Linked DNA regions of Homo sapiens: regions 1 and 3 are each linked to region 2. A link is a contact called in ENCODE Hi-C or POLR2A ChIA-PET data. All regions are on one chromosome and are shown on one strand. Each heading gives the region's core, a stretch centred on a gene start or an enhancer-like site at or near the end of the contact. The rest is flanking DNA. Distances are from core to core; before and after follow the strand shown.

What was found. A loop is a pair of places that touch in the nucleus more often than their neighbours do. ChIA-PET counts read pairs that join two places held with the same protein, here RNA polymerase II (POLR2A). Pooled maps may share reads with other maps.
Region 1: a loop to region 2 is called in a map of naive thymus-derived CD4-positive, alpha-beta T cell, with 9 times the contacts of the local background. The contact joins the promoter of ZNF85 here to the promoter of ZNF14 in region 2. A Hi-C loop is called at or near these places in 1 of 168 maps with a recorded cell type or tissue (naive thymus-derived CD4-positive, alpha-beta T cell) and 9 of 50 pooled maps. POLR2A ChIA-PET finds 5 or more read pairs at or near these places in 1 of 52 experiments (activated CD4-positive, alpha-beta memory T cell).
Region 3: a map with no recorded cell type shows a loop between it and region 2 (17-fold over the local background). The contact joins the promoter of ZNF430 here to the promoter of ZNF14 in region 2. A Hi-C loop is called at or near these places in 1 of 37 single-sample maps with no recorded cell type and 6 of 50 pooled maps. POLR2A ChIA-PET finds 5 or more read pairs at or near these places in 1 of 52 experiments (CD4-positive, alpha-beta T cell).

The regions. Positions count from the first base shown.
Region 1 is chr19:20,921,996-20,925,745 of GRCh38, forward strand. It overlaps ZNF85 (zinc finger protein 85), which reads left to right and starts at 1,256. Exons shown (of 4, transcript NM_003429.5): 1 at 1,256-1,408. The coding sequence starts at 1,406.
Region 2 is chr19:19,731,399-19,735,547 of GRCh38, forward strand. ZNF14 (zinc finger protein 14) reads right to left here and starts at 1,714. Exons shown (of 4, transcript NM_021030.3): 1 at 1,558-1,714. The coding sequence starts at 1,560. RefSeq lists a silencer at 1,220-1,369.
Region 3 is chr19:21,018,288-21,022,504 of GRCh38, forward strand. It overlaps ZNF430 (zinc finger protein 430), which reads left to right and starts at 2,370. Exons shown (of 5, transcript NM_025189.4): 1 at 2,370-2,516. The coding sequence starts at 2,514. RefSeq lists enhancers at 2,060-2,653, 2,654-3,245.

The sequences.
Region 1 (3,750 bases), core at 6-2,505, 1.2 Mb after region 2:
TGCATGCCTGTAATCCCAGCTACTCGGGAGGCTGAGGTAGGAGAATTGCTTGAACCCAGGAGGCAGAGGTTGCAGTGAGCCAAGACCACACCATTGCGCTTTAGCCTGGGCAACAAGAGTGAAACTCCATCTCAAAAAAAAGAAATGCCGAAATACATGTGGACATGTATGCATGTGATTGTGCTTATATTCACTCAGTTTCCCACACCACAGAAGAAAACAGGTAACCACAGCCTGAACATTAGAGTCGAGGTCAAATAGCAAAATAAGTTTGCCTTTAATCTATTTTCTTCCTATGTAAACATTAAAGGTCAAGACTGTGAACAGATCTGAAGACATAGTTTTTTTTCTCCTGTGGCCCATCATCCTTTGCTCACTGTCTGATCTCTGAAAGAAAGATGGGCAACAGGTGGTAAGCAGTGGTTTACCTGTGATTTATTCCTGCTGCCATCAGCTTTTTCTATAGCCACTATTTGTTTCACCCTCGGAACTGAAAAGAGACGTTGATAAATAGAGGCTGTCCCCTCACCTGTGGCAGAAAAGGGGTGTTCAGGCCCTCCACCCCCACTGACATCACAGCTGTACTTCAATGTGGCAGCTATTGGCCATGTGTGGCTCCTGGGTGCCTGGAATGTGGCTGGTCTGAACTGCGATGTGCTAGAAAGGTAAAATACAGAATTAGTTTCAAAGATTTTGTTTCAAATGTATTTATATTTCATTAATAATTACATATTGCTCACATATTAAAATGAAAATATTTTGAATATATTGGGTTAAATAAATTGCTACAATCAATTCCACTTGTTTCTTCTTTCTTTTTAAAGTTTGGCTACTAGAAAATTTAAAATTCACCTGTGACTCACATTTTATTTCAGAGGATTGCCTGTTCAAAGGACCAGAATACAGGAAGGTCATAAAATCTAAAATTTTAGAACAATTGTTGTTATACTTTGTTCATTTGTGAATAGCCATATAATATATTATTTTTGAATGCATATAAATTGATACACAAGGTAAGGGCAAATACTCTCTGGTGTGAGCCTGGCTCAGCTCAGGAAGGAAGCCCTGTCTGAAAAGGCTGCAGCCTAGGCTGTCACTCGCTCTTCTTTCAGCCCAGCATCTGATCACATCTTCTGTCACTCAGGGCCTGAAAAGAAGGTGCCTTAAATATCATCCAATCAGAGACGCTGGGCTGGGAACCGTCCAATCAGGAACGCAGCTGGTGCGGATAGGGCGGCTTCCGGGATGTGGCGGGGCCTTTGTCTCTCGCTGCAGCCTGAGCTCTAGGTCTTGTTTTCCCTGCTTTGTGTTTTCTGCTCGTGGACGCCCAGCCTCTGTGGCCCTGTGGCCTGCAGGTATTGGGAGATCCACAGCTAAGACGCCGGGACCCCCTGGAAGCCTAGAAATGGTGAGAGTGCCAGGTCCGCCATCCCGAGGGGGAAAGGGGTTGGTTGAAACCGGTGGGAAGCGGCTGTGGCGGGACTCAGGCCTCCCTGTAGTCAGCTCCACAATCTGCGCTCCAGTTCTTTTTGCCCAGCTCGGCCCCAGTTCCTCCAGCCATAAGATGGCGGCTGCGCTGACAGCCGGCCCGGGCGTCCTGTCTCTTCCCTGCGCAGTGACTGTGCCCTGGACTGGAGCCCTCTCTGGGCAGCTCTGCATTCGCAGCACCGCGTCTCTCCCAGATTGAGCAGGGACCACGGGAGGGTTGTCAGGGGAGAATCCTGACTCGGGGTGCGGGTTCATGAAAGAGCTTTGGGCTGTGGGGTTCCCAGTTCCTCTTTTTTTCTGTTAAAAATGTATGGGGGGACGGGCGTGGTGGCTCACGCCTGTAATTTCAGCACTTTGGGAAGCCGAGGCGGGCGGATCATCTGAGGTCAGGAGTTCAAGACCATCCTGGCCAACATGGTGAAACCCCGTCTCAATTTTTAAAAATACAAAAATTAGCCGGGCGTCGTGGCGCGCGCCTGCAATCCCAGCTACTCAGGAGTTTGAGGCAGGAGAATCGCTTGAACCCGGGAGGCGGAGGTTGCAGTGAGCCTACATCGCGCCACTGCACTCCAGCCTGGGCAATAAGAGTGAAACTCCGTCTCAAAAAAAAAAAAAAAAGATGTATAGGAGTCACCGCAAAAATATTAAAGAACTTAAAAAGTGGTTCAAGTATTGTAGAGCACTCAGCTATGGTTTGTAGTTTGTGGTCCATGGGAGGAGCTTGAATAAAAGACTTTTATAAGGTGCATGATAAAAAAATCAAATTAGTAATTGGTTAGGTACAGTTATATAGTCTCTTAATTTGTACGATCGTGTTGGCAATTTTCTGGTTATGTGATCAGAATTTAATTGGCAGTTTATAGTTGGTTAAGCCTGAATTTTGTTTTCCCCGATGTGGTAATTTACTAAAAAATGAAATTTTAGTTAGATTTTTTTAAAAAGGAGGACCCCAGGGACTAGAGCCACCTCAGTCTAATTGCCTGCCACTGAATCATTTTCACAGTCCACAGGGGACTTCTTTTCCCCTGCATTTTTCACATATGTCTCAAGCAGGGTCTCAAGTCTACTTCTTACTCCCTGTTCTTCCAGATTAACTCTGATTTACAGTAAAATACTAAATTTCCAGTGTCATTGACATTCCCAAATGCCACCTTCCCCTCTCTGATACACATTATCAATTATTTGTCCTTTATTGTACATTTTATATTTCAATTAATAATTCTTCCACAAAACATTGGATGGCACTATTTAAAAAATTGTCTTCTGTTTGTAAATATTTCCCATGAGAAGAAAGTGAATAATAATCCCTGACACCATATTGTAAAAAAATCTCTGTGTCTCTTTTCCTTTTATCTTCCCTAGGCACAGAGTTCTTATCAGAATATTGGTGGGTCAAGGTTTCCGTTTGGAGACTTTATGGTGTGATGGGTCATCAGCCACTCTTCAGTTTTTTCCTGGTCCTGGGTTTTCAGTACTGTATGGGGATAAACCAGGATGCCCACCATTGTGGCTATGTTGGCTAGAGTGTCTAGTGAATATCAGCTCCTGGGTCATTTTCTCTCATAGGACAACCTGAGGTATGAAGTGTATCCTATCAAGGGAGCAGGTAGATACCCAGGGTCTGAGTGCAGTCTCCTGGTGTACTCTTCCTTTGAAAAGCTAACTCCTTGAGACATTAAAATTGACTTCACCCAGCTGGGCGCGGTGGCTCACACCTGTAATCCCAGCACTTTGTGAGGCCGAGGCGGGCGGATCGCGAGGTCAGGAATTTGAGACCAGCATGGCCAATATGGTGAAACCCCATCTCTACTAAAAATACAAAAATTAGCCAGGCCTGGTGGCACACACCTGTAATCCCAGCTACTAGGGAGGCTGAGGCAGAAGAATTACTTGAACCCGGGAGGTGGAGGTTGCAGTGAGCCAAGGTCATGCCACTGCACTCTAGCCTGGGTGAAAGAGCGAGACTGTATACAAAAAAAAAAAAAAAAGATTGACTTCACCCAACCCAGCTTCTATTTCTTGGAGACACATTGAGAGAAAAATGCAGAAATAATTTTTACCCCCTGGATTCTCTAAGATTTGTGAAAGAAAAAATAGTATCCCAAAAGACAAAAAAAAGGTCACCCCAGTGAGATGGTGCAAGAACTTGCAAAGTAAAATGCACTTGGGGCAGTCACTGGGGCATAGTGTAGTGTCTCTTGAGAGGTTGGTCATTGAGAACTTTAGTGAGCAGGAGCGGGTGGGAGAATCTTTCAAGTGATT
Region 2 (4,149 bases), core at 464-2,963:
ACCCCATCTCTGCTAAAAAATAAAAGAATTAGCCGGGTGTGGTGGTGGGTGCCTGTAATCCCAGCTATGCAGGAGGCTGAAGCAGGAGAACTGCTTGAACCAGGGAGGCAGAGGTTGCAGTGAGCTGTGATCATGCCGTTGCACTCCAGCCTGGGCGACAGAGTGAGATTCCATCTCAAAAAAAAGAAAAAAAACAACAACAAAACTACCCACAATGACTCTAGACTTAGGAACCTTCCACTGGTTAATTGCTCAGAGAAAAACACACTGACCTATTACAACCACACGAGGAAAGAAAAAATCACAACATACACTTACAATCAGAATGTATCAAAGTGGTGTGTGTCATAAACATCACTCTCACAAACACCTCAAAGCTTACCACTTAGCCGGGCGCGGTGGCTCACGCCTGTAATCCCAGCACTTTGGGAGGCCAAGGCGGGCAGATCACAAGGTCAGGAGATCGAGACCATCCTGGCTAACACGGTGAAACCCCGTCTCTACTAAAAATACAAAAAAATTAGCTGGGCGTGGTGGCGGGCGCCTGTAGTCCCAGCTACTGGGAAGGCTGAGGCAGAATGGCTTGAACCTGGGAGGCGGAGCTTGCAGTGAGCTGGAGATCGCGCCACTGCACTCCATCCCGGGCGACAGAGCGAGACTCCGTCACACACAAAAAAAAATGCTTACCACTTATATACGGAACAAATGACATACAGAGATTTTGCATCATCATGGCACTCCAACATAGGCGAAATCTCTTGGGTAGAAACCACACAGATAAACACACACAAACAAGAAAATTTAAAAGAACCTGAACAAGCTCACAATTAATTCCATCCAGAAACCAAAGAAACTAAAAATCGCACACATTCACGCAAGGGAACAAAATTACCCAGAGCGAAGGGAAACTGGAATTAAGGGTGGCTAGAATTAATATTTGATCAAGGAGTCCAAAGGGAAGAAACACAAACTTTCTGATCAGTTAAGATAAGGAGTCCCCTTCCCCGCAGTTCGAAAAGAAAGCCCACATTCAGAAGGTCAAAAACACCCCCAGACTTGAGTGCTGGGAGCACTAGAGGGGGTCAGTCCCTGGTGATGAGGGCAGGGGCGTTTGAACAGCCACAGGAACCTGACCCCGGCAGCAAGGACCTAGCCAGGCTTCGGTTCTCACAAGTGAGGAAACGCACCCGTGGATTCATCGTAAGGTTTCCAACCAAGTGGTTTCTTAAACGCACAAACCCCACAGACCGAGATGGGATCTCCCCAGGACCCTCCCGCTGTCACCGAACAATCCGGGGAGACGCGGGGCTGCGGGCGCAGAGCTGCCCATAGAGGGCTCCAGGACCGGGGGCCGAGGTCGCCCCGCGGGGACGGGACAGGACGCTGGGGCTCCCGGCTGCGGGTCCAGCTCCCACAGAGAGGACCGAGGGCCGAACTGCGCCCGCGGTGGCCCCCGGGTCTGCAAACCCCGGAGTTGACTGCAAGGAGGTCCCCGGCCTCGGCCACAGACGGTTCCAACCAGAAACCTCCCCTCGGACACTGGCCCCGCACACTCACCATTTCCCAGCGTCCGGGAAGTCACGGTGTCCTCCCTACGGATCTGTCAGTACCTGCAGGTCACGGCGCGACAAAGGATGCGCTAGAGCCACCTTCGGCCTTCAGGAGCAGGTGAAACGCAATCTTCCCATGGGCCAGGAATGGCGACGTCCGCACTGCGCAGGCCCAGCGTGGCGCCGCTCACATCTTTTCAGCTGAGGTCCTGATTGGACAGATCCAATGGCCCCGCCTCTTTATCACTGAGTGACAGCGGAGCAGGAAGGGGCGTGGTTGAGCTGGCCTGGCTTCAGTCCGGCTTGTCCCCGCCAGGACGTTTGCGTTTAAACCGAATGTGTTCTTTGCCTCCCATCCATTTTAAGTGTTCTCTTCAGTACTGTTAAATACATTCACATTGTGAAGCCAATTTCCAGAATTGTTTTCATCTTGCAACACTGAAATCTGTCTCGTTGCACAACTCCCCGTGCACCTCCTTCCCTCAGGGTCTTTTGCAACCTCCATTCCATTGTCTGAGTTCGTGAATTTGACTGTGGGAATCTCATGTAAATGGCGTCATAAAGTATTTGTCCTTTCCTGACGTGCTTATTTCACTTAGCATAATGTCCTCGAGCTTCACCTTGTAGTATGTGTTAGGATTTATTTCTTCTTTTTTTTTTTTTTTTTGAGACGGAGTCTCGCTCTGTCGCCCAGGCTGGAGTGCAGTGGCGCATCTCGGCTCACTGCAAGCTCCGCCTCCCGGGTTCACGCCATTCTCCTGCCTCAGCCTCACGAGTAGCTGGGAATACAGGCGCCCGCCACCACGCCCGGCTAATTTTTTGTATTTTTTTAGTAGAGACGGGGTTTCACTGTGTTAGTCAGGATGGTCTCGATCTCCTGACCTCGTGATCTGCCGGCCTCGGCCTCCCAAAGCGTTGGGATTACAGGCGTGAGCCACCACGCCCGGCCTCTTCTTCTTTTTTTTTTTTTTAAGAGACAGGGTTTTGCTCTGTAGCCCAGGCTGAAGTGCAGTGGTGTGATCATTGCTCACTGCAGGCTTCAACTCCTGGATTCAAGCAAGCCTCCAACCTGAGCCTCCTAAGTATCTGGGACTACACGCACGCACTACCAGGCCTGGCTAATTGTTTTAATTTTAATTTTAATTTTTGGTAGAGATGTGTGTCTCCTTCTGTTGCCCAGGCTGGTCTCGAACTCCTAGGTTCAAGCAATCCTCCTGCCTCGACCTCTCAAAGTGCTGGGATTACAGGTGTGAGCCACTGCCACCGGCCAATTTACTTCTTTTTTTTTCCTTTGGAGATGGAGTCTCGCTCTCGTTGCCCAGGCTGGAGTGCAGTGGCGCTCAGCCACCGCAACCTCTGCCTCCCAGGTTCAAGTGATTCTCCTGACTCAGCTTCCTGAGTAGCCAGGATTACAGGCGCCCACCACTACTCCCGGCTGATTTTTGTATTGTAGTAGAGATAGAGTTTCACCATGTTGGCCAGGCTGGTCTCGAACGCCTGACCTCAGGTGATCTGCCCTCTTTGGCCTCCCAAAGTGCTGGGGGTGTGAGCCACCTCGCCTGTCCCCAATTTACTTCTTTTTAATGCTTTATTTAAACATTTTTTAAAGAGTTCCTAAATTAGTCAGTTCCTAAATCTACATACAATAGAATAGAATTGTATTCTATTGTATGTAGATATCAAATTTCTGGATTTTTCTGGATCTATTTATCTTTCTTTCTTTTTTTTTTTTTGAGACAGTCTTGCTCTGTTGCTCAGACTGGAGTGCAATGGCGTGATCTCGGCTCACTGCACTCCACCTCCTGGGCTCAAGCAATCCTTGTGCCTCAGCCTCCTGAGTAGCTGGGGTTACAGGCATGTGCCACTATGCCCAGCTAATTTTTGTAATTTTAGCAGAGATGGGGTTTCGCCATGTTGCCCAGGCTGGTCTCAAACTCCTGGGGTCAAGAGATCTGCCCACCTTGGCCTCCCAAAGTGCTGGGATTACCGCATGAGCCACCTCGCCCGGCCTTATTTATCCTTTCCTGGACACCTAGGTTGCTTCTGCCTTTGGCTATGGTAAATAATATGTCTATGAACATGGGTGAACAAATATGTGGGTTGCTGCTTTCAGTTTTTTAGGGTATGCTCAGAAGCAGACTTCCTGGATCATATGATTACTTTGTATTTATTATTTATTTAAGGAATGGCCATACTCTTTTTCCTAGCAGCCATAGCATTTTCCATTCCCAACAACAGTGCACAAGGATCCCAAAAGGTGTTCTCACTTTTTTGGTGGTGTCCTTTGAAATACAAAAGTTATCAATTTTGCTGGGCATGGTGGTTCATGCTTGTAATCCCAGTACTTTGGGAGGCTGAGGCACGAGGATCGCTTGAGGCCAGAAGTTTGAGACCAGCCCAGGCCAACATTCCAAGACCCTGTCTCTACAAAAAATAAAACAATTAGTTGAGTGTGGTGGTGCACACCTGTAGTCCCAGCTACTCAGGAGGCAGAGGCAGGAGAATCACTGGGGGCTGGGAGGTTGAGGCTGCAGTGAGCCATGATTGTGCCACTGCACTCCAGCCTGCGTGACAGAGCAAGACCCTGTCTCACACACAC
Region 3 (4,217 bases), core at 1,120-3,619, 1.3 Mb after region 2:
GACCATCTCGATTATGAACTAATAAGTTTTGGATGATTTGTTATGCTGCAATAGCTAACTAATACATGCACCCAGTGCAGATAGGATGCCAGGATTCAATGACAGGTTGATTACTAGTTATGTTCTAACAGTGGGCACCCTATAGGTACTGATTTTTTCCCCTGATTTAAAGTTGGGTGACTTGTAAGAGAATGTTGAGTAATGCAGAAATACAGGTAGACATGTATGCATGTGATTGGTGCTTATACCCACACAGTCCCACACACCACAGGAGAAAACAGGTAACTACAGCCTGACTAGTAGGGCCAAGGCCAATAGCAAAATAAGTTTTGCCTTTAATCTGTTTTCTCCATATCTAAACATTTGAGGTCAAGAGTGTGGACAGATCTGAAGACACAGAGTTTTATTATCCTGTGGCCCCAACATTCTTTCTTCACTGTCTGATCTCTGGAAGAAAAGTGGGCAACAGGTGGCCAGCAGTGGTCTACCTGTGGTTATTTTACTCCTGCTGCCATCTGCTCTTTTTATGGCCACTATCTGTTCCACCCTTAGAACTGAAGAAAGATATTGGTAGGGAGAGACTCTGCCTTCACTTCTGGCAGAAAAGGGATGTTCAGTTCATTCACCCCCCTGACATCAGAGCTGAACTTCAATGTGGCAGCTATTGGCCACGTGTGCCTCCTGAGTGACTGGAATGTGGCTGGTCTGAACTGCGATGTGCTAGAAAGGTAAAATACAGAGTTAGTTTCAAAGATTTAGTTTCAAATGTTTATATACATTATTAATAATTACACATTCCTCACACATTAAAATGATAATATTATGGACATATTGGGTTAAATTGTTACAATCAATTCAACCTGTTCCTTGTTTCTTTTTCAAGTTTGTCTACTAGAAAATTTAAGATTCACATGTGGCTCACATTTTATTTCAGAAGATTACCATCTTTTTAAAATCTGAGGCTGCCTCCTTTAGCCGGGAAGGTCATAAAATCTGAAATTTTAAAATAATTATTGTTACATTCTTTTCATTTTTGAATAGCCACTATATATATATAAATATAAATATATATAAAAATATATAAAAATAAAAATATAAATATATATAAAAACATAAATATATATAAATATAAATATGTATAATATATAAATATATAAAAATATATAAAAATATAAATATAAAAAATATATATAAATATAAATATATAAATATAAATATAAATATATATAAATATATACATATAAATATATAAATATAAATATATAAATATATAAATATAAATATATATAAATATATAAATATATATATATAAATATATAAATATATAAATATATATATATAAATATATAAATATTTATATATAAATATATATAAATATATAAATATATATAAATATATAAATATATATAAATATATATAAATATATAAATATATATAAGTATATAAATATAAATATATATAAATATATAAATATATATATAAATATATATAAATATATAAATATATATAATTATATAAATATAAATATATATAAATATATATAAATGTATATAAATACATAAATAAATATATAAATATATATAAATATATATATAAATAAATATATACAAATATATATAAATAAATATATATAAATATATATAAATAAATATATATAAATATATATAAATAAATATATAAATATATAAATATATAAATAAATACATATATAAATATATAAAATATATATAAATAAATATATAAAAATATATATAAATAAATATATATAAATAAATATATATATATATATATATATATATATTTTAGACAGAGTTGTGCTCTTGTTGCCCAGGCTGGAGTGCAATGGCACAATCTCGGCTCACCGCAACCTCCGCCTCCCAGGTTCAAGCGGTTCTCCTGCCTCAGCCTCCCGAGTACCTGGGATAACACACATGGGCCACCACAACCCGCTAATTTTATATTTTTTATAAAGACTGGGTTTCTCCATGTTGGTCAGGCTGGTCTCTAACTCCCGACCTCAGGTCATCTGCCCGCTTCAGCCTTCCAAAATGTTGGGATTACGGGCGTGAGCCACCGTGACCGGCCCCATATATTATTTATAAATGCATATGACCTTACACACAAGGTTAAATGCAAATAACCTCTGGGGTGGGCCTGGCTCAGCTCAGGGAGGAAGCCCTGTCAGAGAAGGATGCAGCCCAAGCTGTCACTCTTCTTTCAGCCCCGCATCTCATCACATCTTCCGTCAATCATGGCCTGAGGGGGCGGGGATTTAAATGTTATCCAATCAGAGACGCTAGGCAGGGAACCGTCCAATCAGGCACGCAGGTGAAGCGGACAGGGCGGCTTCCGGGTTTGGCGGGGCCTTTGTCCCTCGCTGTGGCCTGAGCTCCAGGTCTCGTCTTCAGCGCTCTGTGTCCTCTGCTCCTAGAGGTCCAGGCTCTGTGGCCCTGTGACCCGCAGGTATTGGGAGATCTACAGCTAAGACGCCAGGAACCCCTGGAAGCCTAGAAATGGTGAGAGTGCCGGGTCCGACATCCCCAGAGAGGGGAGGGGCTGGTTGTAATGGGTGGGAAGTGGCTGTGGCGGGACTCAGGCCTCCCGGCAGTCAGCTGCACAATCTGCGCCCCGAGTTCTTGCCCAGCTGGGCCTCAGTCCCCATCAGCCTTAAGATGGCGGCTGCGCTGACAGGCGGGCCCCAGCACGTCCCGTCTCTTCCTTGCGCAGTGACTGTGCCCTGGCCTGGAGCCCTCTCTGGGCAGCTCTGCATCCGCAGCGCCGCGTCTCTCCCAGACTGTGCAGGGACCACGGGAGGATCGTCACGGGAGAATCGTCACGGGAGAATCCTGACTTGGGGTGCGAGTTCATGAATGGGAAGAACTTTGGTCCTGGGTTCCTAGTTCCTCTTTTCTCCTATTAAAAATGTACAGACCGGGAGGGGTGGCTCACGTCTGTAATCCCAGTACTTTGGGAGGCCGAGGCGGGCGCATCACTAAGTCAGGAGAGTTCAAGACCAGCCTGGCCAGCATAGTGAAACCCCGTCTTTACTAAAAATACAAAAATTTGCCGGGCATGGTGGTACACGCCTGTAGTCCCAGCTACTTGGGAGACTGAGGCAGGAGAATCACTTGAACCTGGGAGGTGGAGATTGCAGTGAGCCGAGATAGCGCCACTGCACTACAGCCTGTGTAACAGAGCAAGACTCCGTCTCGGAAAAAAAAAATGTACAGAAGTCACCACAAAAATATTAAAGAAATTAATCAAAGAGTGATTAAAAAACTGTTGAGCACCCAGCTGTGGTTTGTAATTTGTTGTTCATGGCGGGGCTTGAAGGAAAGACTTTTATAAGGTGCATGATGAAGAAAGCCAAATTCAGTAATTGGTTAGGTACCGTTATGTAGTTTCTTAGTTTGTACAATAAAGGTGAAAATTTTCTGGTTGTGTAATCAGACCTTAATTGGCAGTATACAGTTGATTAAGCCTGAATTTTGTGTCTTTCAATGTAGTAATTTTCAAAACGATGCGCCTGAGTTAGATTTTTTTTTTTTTTTTTTTTTTTTTTTTTTGAGATGGAGTCTCGCTCTTGTCGCCCAGGCTGGAGTGCAGTGGCACAATCTCGGCTCACTACAACTTCTGCCGCTGCCTGTGTTCAAGCTTCTCCTGCCTCAGCCTTTTGAGTAGCTGGAATTACAAGCGCCTGCCACCCTGCCCAGCTAATTTTTGTACTTTTAGTAGAGACGGGGTTTCACCATGTTGGCCTGGCTGGCCTCGAACTCTTGACCTCAGGTGATCCGCCTGCCTTGGCCTCCCAAAATGCTGGGATTACAGGCGTGAGCTATCACGCCCAGCCACGTTAGATCTTTTTAAAAGTAGGAACCCAGGGTCTAGAGACACCTCAGTCTAATTGCCTGCCACTCAATTATTTTCACACTCCACGGGGAACTGATTTTCTGCTGCATTTTTCACCTGTGTCCCAAGCAGGGTCTTAAGTCTAACCCCCGTCCCCCATTTCTCCAGCCTCACTCTGGCTTGCAGTAAGATACTAAATTTCCAGTTCTTTCTGGCGTTCCCAAATGCCAACTTTTCCTACCTAATTCACATTATCACCTATTTGTCCTTTAGTGTACATTTTTTACACCGTATTTTAATTAGTTATTTTCTGACAAAGTATTAAATGGTGCTTTTAATAAGATTTGTTATCTGTTTGTAAATATTTC